Regions from separate parts of the Homo sapiens genome. Here region 2 is linked to region 1. Evidence: chromatin loops called from intact Hi-C (ENCODE). Cell type or tissue: body of pancreas. All regions are shown on one strand. Each heading gives the region's core, and the rest is flanking DNA. Links, peaks and the distances in the headings are about the cores only. Region 1 has its middle 350 kb from the start of MIR4689. Region 2 has its middle 120 kb from the start of MIR4689.

Region 1 (5,362 bases), core at 284-5,283:
CTGGCTTGTCATGTCACCAGCTTGGCTGTGATCACCTATTTCAGGGCAGGGGCCCTGGTACATTAGCAAAATCTCGTAGAACCTTGTCCCTGATTGGTTCATCTCAGTTGCCACTCCGATGACCTTAACGCGGCATTTTTCACCTGGCAGTGCATTGGAGATGCGTGGAGAGGCTTAAAACCATGACACCCAGCCCCCACCCTGAGACCCTGATGACTGTGGCTTACAGAGGGGGCCTGGCAGCATCTCTTGGGGTGATTCTAATGGGAGCCAGGTGGAGGACGCTGGCTCCTGGCTTTTAACCACTGTGGACCACAGCCTCAGGCTTCTGTATCCATTCATGTGTGTGTGTGTGTGTGTGTGTGTGTGTGTGTGTGTGTGTGTGTGTGTTGTGGGGGAGAGGCGAGGCCGTGTCTAATCCAACTAAGTGAGGAGACATTAAATAATTTTTTATAAACTGTGTTTGTAAAAAGAACATAAATCTAGATCTTTTGAAGAAACAAATGCAGTGCTTTGTTATAAAACAACCACTGTTATATGTAAACAAACAAAATTTAATCCACTAGAGTTTACAAGACCAGTTTACTTTTGCAGAATAACTAACTTTTATACCAAAGATCAGACAAGATAGTGAGCATTTCCCAGCCTCTCATTACTTGTCAAGTACTAAGGCACCTGCAATCACCGTCTTTAATCCCTGCAACAACCCTATGGTGTGGGAGGTTTAATTACCCTCCACTTTACAGGTTGGGGGACTGAGGCCTGGAGAGGTTGCTAAGCTCACACAGCTAGTAAATGGCCCAGCCACGAAACAACTCAGGTGAGAGTAGGGAGGTGGCTTGAGGGGAAAGATGGGCTTTTGTTTTTGAGTAAGTATGCATCCTTTCAGCTGTTCTCTGTCTTACTGAAAGTATAACCCAGTCCCACACAGGTGGTGGGGGTGGGCTTCTGTTTGGTCCAGGAATTTGCCAGAGATTAGATGGGTGTTTACAGACTGGGATAGGGTAGAGAGTTCCTGATAACAGGGAGCAGACAGGTCAATTCAGAGTTTGTAGGAAGGGCACGGTCTTGGTTCAGGAAGAGCATCTATGGACGTGAAGACACAAAGGAACAGAGGCCAGCTTCCAGGGCACAGCCAGCAGACCGAGGCCAGCAACTGGGCTAAAGATAGATGACTGAGAGCCAAAGGATCTAGGGCTCCATGAACACAGGCTGGGGCGTGTAGCCGCTCTTGAGGGTGAGCTGCCATGAGATGCCTGGTGGGCCAGTGGCCACCCCCGAAGGTTCAGGGTGTGCCCTTTGGGCCATCAAAGGGATCAAGTAGAATTGTCATTGAGCCAGTTAGAGGGCCAAGGAGGCTCTGTTGAGACATCCTCTTCAGAGAAAGCAAATTGGTCATGCAAAGCACAGGTGAGCTGATGTAACAAGTGAAGTCCTGTGCTGTGGTCTGAGTATTTGTCCCCCAAAGCTCTTGTTGAAATTTGATCTCCACTGTTGGAGGCGAGGCCCGGTGGGAGGTGTTTGGGTCATGGGAGCGGGTCCCTCATGAAGGTTTTGGTGTTGTCCTCAAGGTAATGAGTGAGTTCTCCCTCTACTAGTTCCCATGAGAGCCGGTTGTAAGAAAGAGCGGGCAAACTTCCCCTGTCTCTCTTGTGTCTTCTCTCCCCTTGTGGCCTCTGCACACCTGGCTCCATTTTACCTTCCACCATGAGTGGAAGCAGCCTGAGGCTCTCACCAGATGCCCAATCTTGCCACCAGCAGAATCGTAAGTCAAATAAACTTTTTTTTTTTTTAATAAATTACTCAGCCTCAGGTATTCCTTTATAGAAATACAAACGGACTAAGACATCGTGCTTGGTGCAGGAATGGTCCAGGAGGTTTTTGACTCCAGGAAGGGACTCAGGCCAGGCTCTGGGCTTTGGATGTAAGCTCAGAGCTTACTTCCTCATTGACAAACAGTTAAGTCTATTTCGGAAACAGATATAACTTGTACCTGTGGTTTTACTAATCTCTTTATAATAGACAATATTTATAGTAATGACATGAATAATGCACATCGTTATTTTAATCAAAAGTTACACTGTTACAGAAAAAGCACATGAGACCGGAGTAGACGCTGAAATCTGGCTTTGTGAGCCCAGCCTCCTGCAAGGTCGGCCTGGGGGCCTGGCAGCTCTGCCGCCTCGCTGCGCCCCCGGTGGCCATTAGTGGAATTGCAGGCACTGCACCTGATAGGCACCAGCTGTGCAGAACTGCACTGAGATCATTTATATTCATCTAGCATTTGTGTAACTTTACTATCTCTCCTCTAGCTTTTAAACCCAGTTACTATTTCTTACTCGCTTCACTCACTCATTCTTTCATTCAACAACTATGGATGGGTTTTGTGCTTCAGGGTCTTGGTGATGGAACTCTGTTGGTGAAACAGACAACAGCCCGTCTCCATGGAACATACATTCCAGGGACCATAAAGGGAACAGAGCAGGCTTGTCCAAGGACCAGCCAGAGGTCCAAGCAGTGAGAGGACAAGAGCAGGAGGAACAGAGGTGCAAAGGAGGACTGAGAGGAGAGGAGTTCCTGTTTAAATCCACCCACAGAGGGAAGTCATTGTTGGCTTTAAGCCCAGTTGTGACCTGACACTCATTGCTTTGAGAATTCTGCATGGCCTGCTCTGCAGAGAATGGATGGTAGAGGGGGAGGCGGAAGAGGGAAATCCTATAGGAGGCTGCAGCAGACGGCTTTGGGCTAGGGTGGCCGCTGTGATGGAGAGGGAGGGGTGGATGGAGAGAAAACCTAGATGTGGAATGGCAGGTGCAGGATTGGATGCGGGAAGGGTAGGGGAGAAGCAGACTGGCTGTGCAGGTGCTCGGAGGAGGCAGGGAGACTGGGAGGGGTTGGGGGAGGGTGTGTCCCTTATGTTCTAAACACAAAGCCTGCCAGGCTTTTGGTTAATGTTTGAAAAAGAGAAGTGTCAGGCCTAAGAGGAGCGGCTGCTTTCTTGTGGTGTGTAAACAGAAGCCTCTTAGGAGGACTGAAATTTTGGAAGGGGTGGCATACTGTCTGTCAGACAAAAAGTTTGCTCAAGATCCTGAAACTGTGACCCTCAGGTGCTGCCAGGGCGGTCAGATCACTGGACCTGCAGGAAAAGACTGCTCACTGTCACATGCCCCTTATGGCCACCATGGAGCTACAGACACAGCCTCCCCCTCCAACAGCCTCCGGATGGCATGGGCTGCACTGGCCAGTGGTTGAGGCCTGAGGCTGCCGTTGGTGAGCTGAATTGGGCTTGGTGTACCATTCCCTGCACTGGGGCCTGAGTGAAGACCATACTTCCTTGGCTTCATCCCCAGGTCCACACCCTGTCCTTTGTGGTCTTACGGCTCCAATATGGAAATGAACCATGAGAAGAAGTGCCACAGGGACAAGAGGGACAATGGGGACAAGGCCACCCCAGGCAGATGGGACCCTTTCCAGCAGGGGCCAGCCCCCGACCATCCTGCACCTCCAGCCGATCAGCAGGGATGCTCACAGAGGGGGCCAGACATCATAAGAGCAGGGCTCTTGGAGCAGCCGGCGCCAGACAGCCCAGGACAGCTTCAGCCTTGTCCTTGCACCTTGCAGGGACCCAGAGCCCACCTGGATCCTGACCGCTTGTGTGTCTCATCCTCAGGGGCTGGCGGCGCAAGCTCTATGTCAGTTGGGTCCTCTGAGAAGCTGACGCCAAGCTGAGATGAGACATGCAGGGTAAAGGGAGGGGCAAGTGTCTAGGGTGGGGCTTGGGGCCATGACTGGCTTCTCTGCTCCAGGTCCTAGGAGGCCAACATCAAGTCATTGGCCAGCCTGGGCTCCTATCTGGAGGCTCTGAGGGAGGTTCTGTTTCCTTGCTCATAAGGGTTGTCGGTGGAATTCAATTCCTGGTGGCTGTAGGACTGAGGTCTGCCTCCTGGTTGGTTGTAGCCAGGCTTGTTCTCAGCTTCTAGAGGCCTCTTGCATTCCCCAGATCACAGCCCCCTTTCTCCATCCTTACAGCCAGCAATAGCAGGTTGAGTCCTTGACACTCTTTGAATCTTTCTAACCTCCCCTTCTGCTTCCCTTCTCCTGCTCCAGCCAGAGAAAGTTCTCTGCTTTTAAGGTCCTGTGAGATGAACTTGAGCCCACCCAGCTCATCCGGGATAATCTGTTTTAAAGCCCGTATCCTTAATTATACCTGCCAAGTCCCTTTTGCCATGTGCTGTACCATATTCACAGGTTCAGAAGGTGGGGACATCCTTAGGGGGACAGAATTCTGTCTACCACAAATGTAGAGCATGACCCTGGAGGCAGCATTTGCTTATTTATTGTGCAAATATTTATTGAGCATCTACTGCATGCCAAGTTCATGCCATGCTGAAAAGCATAGTCCTGTCTTTATAGGGTGCATAGTTGGGCACTAGGATGGTGGAAGAGAGAATGGAGGGCCCTCTGGAGATGACAAGTGCTCTGAACAAAGGCAGAAGTCTTGAGTCCAGCATGTGGCCCAGCTGGCACCTGCAGAGAGGAGGCAGGATGAGTGACCACAGGAGGATGGACTCACTATGGGGCTCAGCTGAATGGTGGAAGCTTCTGGGCCTGCTTTGCTGTGCAGGGCAGTTTTCATGGCCCCCACCTGATTTCAGACAGTTCTGCCTGGCATCAGAACTGGAAGGGACTTCAGAAGTTATTAAGTTCCAGTGTTTTCAAAAGAAACCTCCTTCAGGAGATATACGACATTTTTTTTTAAGAAGAGCAGCTTGGCTTGAAGCTGGGGGTTACAGAGAAGGTGTGGGGAGCCTCCTGCCTGAATGGCAGGAGTGGGGGAGTGGGGACAGACCACCATCCATGAGGCTTCTCAGCTGAAGCCCCGCACTCTTTAGGATGCAGTTTGAAAACTAAGGGAAATCGCGGCCTGGAGAGAAGAATTTTCTCAAGTTCATTCATCTACCTAAAAACAATCCAGACTCCTAGTTCAGCAGGGTGCTGATGACTCAATTATAACTTTTTATAGCTGGGGTGGGGTTGGAAAACCAATTTGTCTTCGTAAGATCACTTCCAGGCATTTAGAAATTCTGTATATAATGATGCTTCCCCCGCCCCACTACCAATTTTAATTACAATCTCCTTCTGCCTCTATTCCAAGAGTTAAAGATGTGGAACTCAGGAAATTCCTCACAAAATATTTTTGATGCTCTTTTTCTAAGAGCCTGGCTTGAAGAGATGATCTTCCTTTCTCTCTCTCCCTCCCTCCATTTCTCTCTTTCCCTCTCTCTCTCTCTCACACACACATGCGCACACACACAGCCTCTGCCTCATGTGCTTTTGCCACTCCTGAAGGAGGGTGATGTGT
Region 2 (5,362 bases), core at 291-5,290, 230 kb before region 1:
AGGGGCCGGCACATTGATGGGCTGTGTGGGGTCCACTCCTTCCTCCCGTGGATTCGGGAGCTTTTGGGCCTGTGACGTCCCCACCCACGTGGTGTTTGTGCTCGGCTTGATGGACATTGGTTGCTGTGGCAGGGGCCCAGGACACCATGGGAGGGAGGGACTGGCCCCTGGCACCCTGTCCCAATCCTGGTGCATTGGCAGCTCCGTGTTCCTGCTGGCGGCCCCCGCCTTCCCTCCTGGCAGTGCCCATCCCAGGTCCAGAGACGTCTCCCAGTAATTGGTTTTGCTGGAGGACAGCCCCAGCCTGCAGGACTGGGAGTACCCGAGGCCCTTCTCCCAGGCAAAGGCCAGAGACGCTGGGCTGAGGAGGGTCTGAGTTTGCACCATGGGGCAGTTGCTCCTGAAGGTGCAGGGCTGGGCAGTTGTTTGAATTCCCAGTGGCGATCATGTTCTCATCTGTAAGAAAGGGCCAATATGAACCCCAGTGCTGCCGGCTCACGTGGGCTTCATGGAGGATGAAGTGAGGTGGCTGCAGCCCTCCGTGAACCGCAGCTATTATCTCTGTCCACACTGCAGTTGTGAGTCTTGCTGGGGCTGGGCGAGGGCACTGCTGGAGCCAGAGAGGACAATGTCCATTGCTCAAGAACATGGATCTTGCCCAGGCCCCTCTCTGCAGGCATCAGACAGAATCGACGGCCCTGCGGATCAGCCCAGGACTCCACGGACAGACTCCCAGAGGCTCCCACTTGGTCTTCTGCCCATGGGAGTCATTCATCCACCTCGAGGGGCGAACGGTCCTCGGGTTCAGGTTCTGAGCTCCTTAGTGCTGTGCTGTTGGGGACTTTCTGGCCACATAGGGGACTTTGCTGCATTTGGAAGACTTGCCACTTGGGGACTAGCATGTGAGCCCAGGGCCAACTGCACGCTCCCTTGTCTTCAGCGTGCACAGGGAGCTCTCCCCAGCACGAGTGATTCTGGCCCTGGCCCTTGGCTCTCCAGGACACTGTAGCCTCTCGCTCAGTATTCCGGGGTCCTGTGAACACTGTCTGGCCTCTCTAGGTCCCCAGGGGTTCACAGGCCTCACCCGCTGAGCACGCATCACCTGGAGGGGAAAGGGGGGCCCTGAATGGACACCGAGCAGGAAGGGAGTAACTGTTGAGCGCTGTGCTAGGCGCTGTGCTGAGCACTTGATGTCACACAGCCCCGCTTCGTTCCCCAACAGCCCTGCCAGGGAAGAGCTGCTACCGAGCCCATTTTACATGTGGGGAAAGGGAGGCCAGAGGTAAGGAACCTGCCCAAAGTGGTACGACTTGTAGACAGCAGGGCTAGGTTTACTCCAGGCTCTTCTGACTCCAACGCCCATTTGCTTCCCTCCTCCCTCTCCCTTTCTCCCTCCCTTCCTTTCTCCCTCCTGCCTCCCTCCCCTTTCCCTTCTCCCTCCTCCCTCCCTCCTCCCTCCCTCCATTCCTCCCTCCCTTCCTCCCTCTTTCTCCTTTCTCTCTCCCTCCCTCCTTCCTTCCCTCCCTCCCTCCTCCCTTTCTCCCTCCCTTCCTTTCTCCCTCCTCCATCTCCTTCTTCCTCCTCTCTTTCTCCCTCTCTCTCCCTCTCCTTCCTCCCTCTCCTCCTCCCTCCCTCTCCTCCCTCCCTCTCTTCCTCCCTCCCTCTGCTCCTCCCTTCCTCTCCTCCTCCCTCCCTCCCTTTTGTCCTCTTTCCCTCCTACCGTTCTTCCTCCCTCCCTTTCTGCCCTCCTCCCTCCTCCCCCCTCCTTCCTCCCTTCCTGCTGTCAGTCTATTGCACAGCCTTCTCTGCACTTGCTTGGAGAAGAGGCTCTGCCTTGGCACTTCCAGGCCTGCATAGGGGCTTGAAGCTTTCTGAGCCCCAGAGCCTTTGGTTCTTCTTTCTCTGTGCCCCCTGGATTGCACACAGGCCAGTGAGAGGGGACAGGCTGTGTCAGGTTACCTGACTTCTCTGTTAGGGATGTGAGAAGGGGCAGAGGGAGCCCTTGGTCCCCATCCAATTCACTGGGTCACTGAGTGCTGCTTCCTAAAGGCAGGCCCGTGGCAGAGGTGGCCCTGGCTCCTCACATCTGGGTAAGGGAGTGGCCTCCTCAGATGTCTCTGGTCTCCTCAGAGTTCCCTGCTGATGTTACCCCATGTGGTCTTAGAACCCTGTGGAAGATCATGGCCCATGGCTTCCTCCAGCAGGGGCCTTGGCCCCACACTGGAACTACTCAGCCCCAGCACCAGGTGGGCAGCGTGGTCCTGCTGAGCCCTGCACAGATCCACCCCGAGCTCCTCTGCTGGCTCAGGTCTGGGCTGCCGCTCAGGGAGGCAGAGGAGCAAGCCGGCTGCTGCACCTGGTGTGCTCCTGACCGGCAGCTTGGCAGGTGCGGTCCTCACCCCGCTTCTGTGCTCTGACTTTCCCGGGAAGGCGGGTCACAGTGCACACCGCTGCCTCACCATTTCAACTGTTAGTCCCCTTATTTGGAATGACAGTGACTTGCATATTTGAGGAGCTCAAGAGGGGGAAGTTTAATAAGATGCCAACAGAGTAAATGCCAGTTGCTTAAAAAAAAAGGCAATTTAAATTGTTTAGTGGATACACGTTTGGGAAGCCTGGGAAGCCTGGGAAGCCCACTTGCTGCTGCCGTCGTGGTGGGGTCTGCTCCGTGCCTGTCCAATGGCTGCTGATCAGCGGCTGCAGGCTGTTTGCTCCCAGAAATCATGCAACAGACAAAGCCGGAGGTCCTGGCACTTGGTGCGATGTTGGCTCCCCGGGGAGCCACGCTCAGACAGCACCGGCACAGACGTCATGATTGAGACCAGGGCTCAGGGTCCAGGGTCCAAGGTCCAGGTGCTGCCATCAGTGGCCTGGGGGCTGTGAATGGGATGGCAGAGCCCTTCCAGGTCTAGGACCTGGCCAGGGACCCAGTCCAGGTCAGCGTCCCTTGTCTGCAGTGCCGATTGGCTGGGCTCTGGGCAGGACAGTCCTCATTCACTTGCTTGTCGTTGGTGGCAGGACTGTCATGGCCAGAGGATCCCTGGTGCTAACTGGCCTCCCCTGTCAGCTGCTGCCTGAGCAGAAAAGGGAGCAACTACAGGGCAGCCTTTCCCGGAGCCCCCTCTTCCCTTCTGAGCGCCTGCAAAAGGTGCTGGGTGCTGGCCACGCTGCCCTGCCTGCCTGGCTCTGGCCCCCCCCAGAACCCTTCGCAGGGGCTCTCCCAAGCATGGGGAGCTCCTGGACCAGCGCCCTCCTCCTTAGGGTCTGGGAGTTAAGTCCACGTCTTGGTGCCATGCCCCATGGCTGCCACCAGGGGTCAGCAGGCCCATGGCGGGTTGCAGGGTGGATGCTGTGGCCGGAGGAGCGGCAGGGACGGGAGTTCTGAGGGGTAAAGCTGGCAGCAACCTGGACGCAGGCATTGGCTGGTGTCTTGGAGGTCAACCCTGGCCAGGCCCTCTGGCTGGCTGAGCTGTGGTCTTTAGCCACTGGGGGCATAGGGGGTGTCAGCTGCCTTGGAAGAGCTACAGGGGTCCCAGTTGCTGACGCTGGTGCCTTCTGGGGGACCCCAGGCAAAGCTCAGTGCTCATGACCGTCATGACCAAGGTGGCGTTCGGAGTCATTCCAAGCAGTCTTTAAATCCTGTGTGGCCTTGGGCCACTTCCTTTACCTCTCTGAGCCTCAGAGAACTTTCCATCTGCAAAATGGGAGAAATGATCAAAGGGCTGTTGGAAGGATCCAACGAAATAACACATGCAAAGAACTTAGCACAGGCTGGCGTGACACGGTCACGCAATAAACCGTACAATTGTCATTACTGTCATCAATAGAGTTTTCAGGGGGATCGTCCTGTCTGTCATCGTCTTCTCCAGGATGCTCCTGCTGGTTTTTAATGTTTCTAATCTCCTGTTGATTATTCTTGGGGTTTCAGCCAAATAAGTACTGCCAATTAAAGCTCTTGCTGTAGCTCCGGGTGGGGTTGCCATGGCAACGGGAGCAGAGCTTTCACTTCTTCCTTGGAATACACACACACGTGTGTGAGTCTTTTTGTGGGTTTCTGCCCGTGTGTCTAGCTGTTACCAGAACTCCCTGCCGCGGAGCCGGAGGTGGCAGGTGGGAAGAGAGAGGGAGGAAAGTGGGGCATGGGGTGGCATGTGGGGGCCCCTCCTCCTGCACGGAGCCCCCTTCAGCCTGGGAAGCCTTTGCCTGGGATGCTGCAGCCAGCGTTATGAGGGAACGAACGTGGGTTTCCCCGTGCAAACTTGCTCTGCCCCCGCAATGGCCTCAGGGGCCCTGTCCAGCCTGGTTGGCAGGATGAGGCTGTGCTGGGTGACGGACAGCCCTGCCTGAGTCTTCAGAGCGTCACAGATGTGTGTGTGCCTGTGTGTTGTCTCTGTGTGTATCTGTGTGTGTGTCTCTCTGTGTTCCTGTGTGTCTGTCTGTGTGTCTGTATGTCTTTTTCTGTGTATCTGTGTATGTGTCGTGCTTGTGTGTGTCTGTGTGTATTTCTGTGTGTGTCTGTGTGTTTGTGTGTATCTGTGTCGCTTTCTCAGTTTGTGTGTCTTTTCCTGTGTGTGTCTGTGTGTCTCTTTGTGTGTACGTGTGTGTGTCTCTGTGCCAGTGACTCTGTATCTGTGAGCGTGCGTGTGTGTTGGGGGCTTGAGTTGGTCATCAAAGCTGAATCTCAGACAGGCTACAGGATTCTAAACTCAGCTCAGGCCTGGGGTTAATTGAGGTCCAGGGAGGGGCTGAGCTGGAAGCAGAGCTGGGGGCTCACTCTGACCTCTGGCTTCTCTGAATTCCAGATGCAGTCAGCATCAGGCCTACCCCCGTGTCAGCACTGGGAGCTCCTGGAAGGAGGGCCGGCTCTTGGATGTGGGGATTGGCTGGGACTTTTTTCAGTTGAAAGGGTCAAAGTAGCGTGAGTAAAATTAAATAAATACATGGAAGAAAGAAAGAGAGAAAGGAAGGAAGGGAGGGAGGAAGGAAGGAAGGGAGGGAGGGAAGAAGGAAGGGAGGGAGGGAGGAAGGGAGGGAGGGAGGGAGGAAGGGAGGGAGGGAGGGAAGAAGGAAGGGAGGGAGGGAGGGAAGAAGGAAGGGAGGGAGGGAGGAAGGGAGGGAGGGAGGAAGGGAGGGAGGGAGGGAAGAAGGAAGGGAGGGAGGGAAGAAGGAAGGGAGGGAGGGAGGAAGGGAGGGAGGGAGGGAAGAATAAAGAAAGAAAAAGAAAGAAAAAAAGAACACCCCCCCAGGTGCACATGGAGACTCTGCGCTGGGGCCCAGTTACCCAGGGTCGAGGCCCAGCCAGCTTCACTCAGAGCTGGATCTGGGCTCTGTGAGCGTGGCAGGCCCGACTTTCTCCAGAAAA

What was found. A loop is a pair of places that touch in the nucleus more often than their neighbours do. Peaks named below come from ENCODE experiments on the same cell type or tissue, not always from the same donor. Only the 100,000 strongest peaks of a DNase experiment are listed, where the experiment ranks them.
Region 2: it touches region 1 in a loop (2.9-fold over the local background); 92 of 110 quality-filtered maps call a loop at or near these places.

Annotation. Positions count from the first base shown.
Region 1 is chr1:5,511,573-5,516,934 of GRCh38, reverse strand. No RefSeq gene overlaps it. Among named protein-coding and RNA genes, the nearest start is that of MIR4689, 350 kb to the left of the region's middle. In body of pancreas, for the core only: a CTCF peak has its summit at 2,199; DNase peaks (open chromatin) are centred at 2,174 and 2,894; H3K27ac peaks cover 1,034 bases.
Region 2 is chr1:5,743,932-5,749,293 of GRCh38, reverse strand. No RefSeq gene overlaps it. Among named protein-coding and RNA genes, the nearest start is that of MIR4689, 120 kb to the left of the region's middle. RefSeq lists an enhancer at 2,700-3,496. In body of pancreas, for the core only: a CTCF peak has its summit at 3,311 (motif pointing right); a DNase peak (open chromatin) is centred at 3,313; H3K27me3 peaks cover 1,043 bases.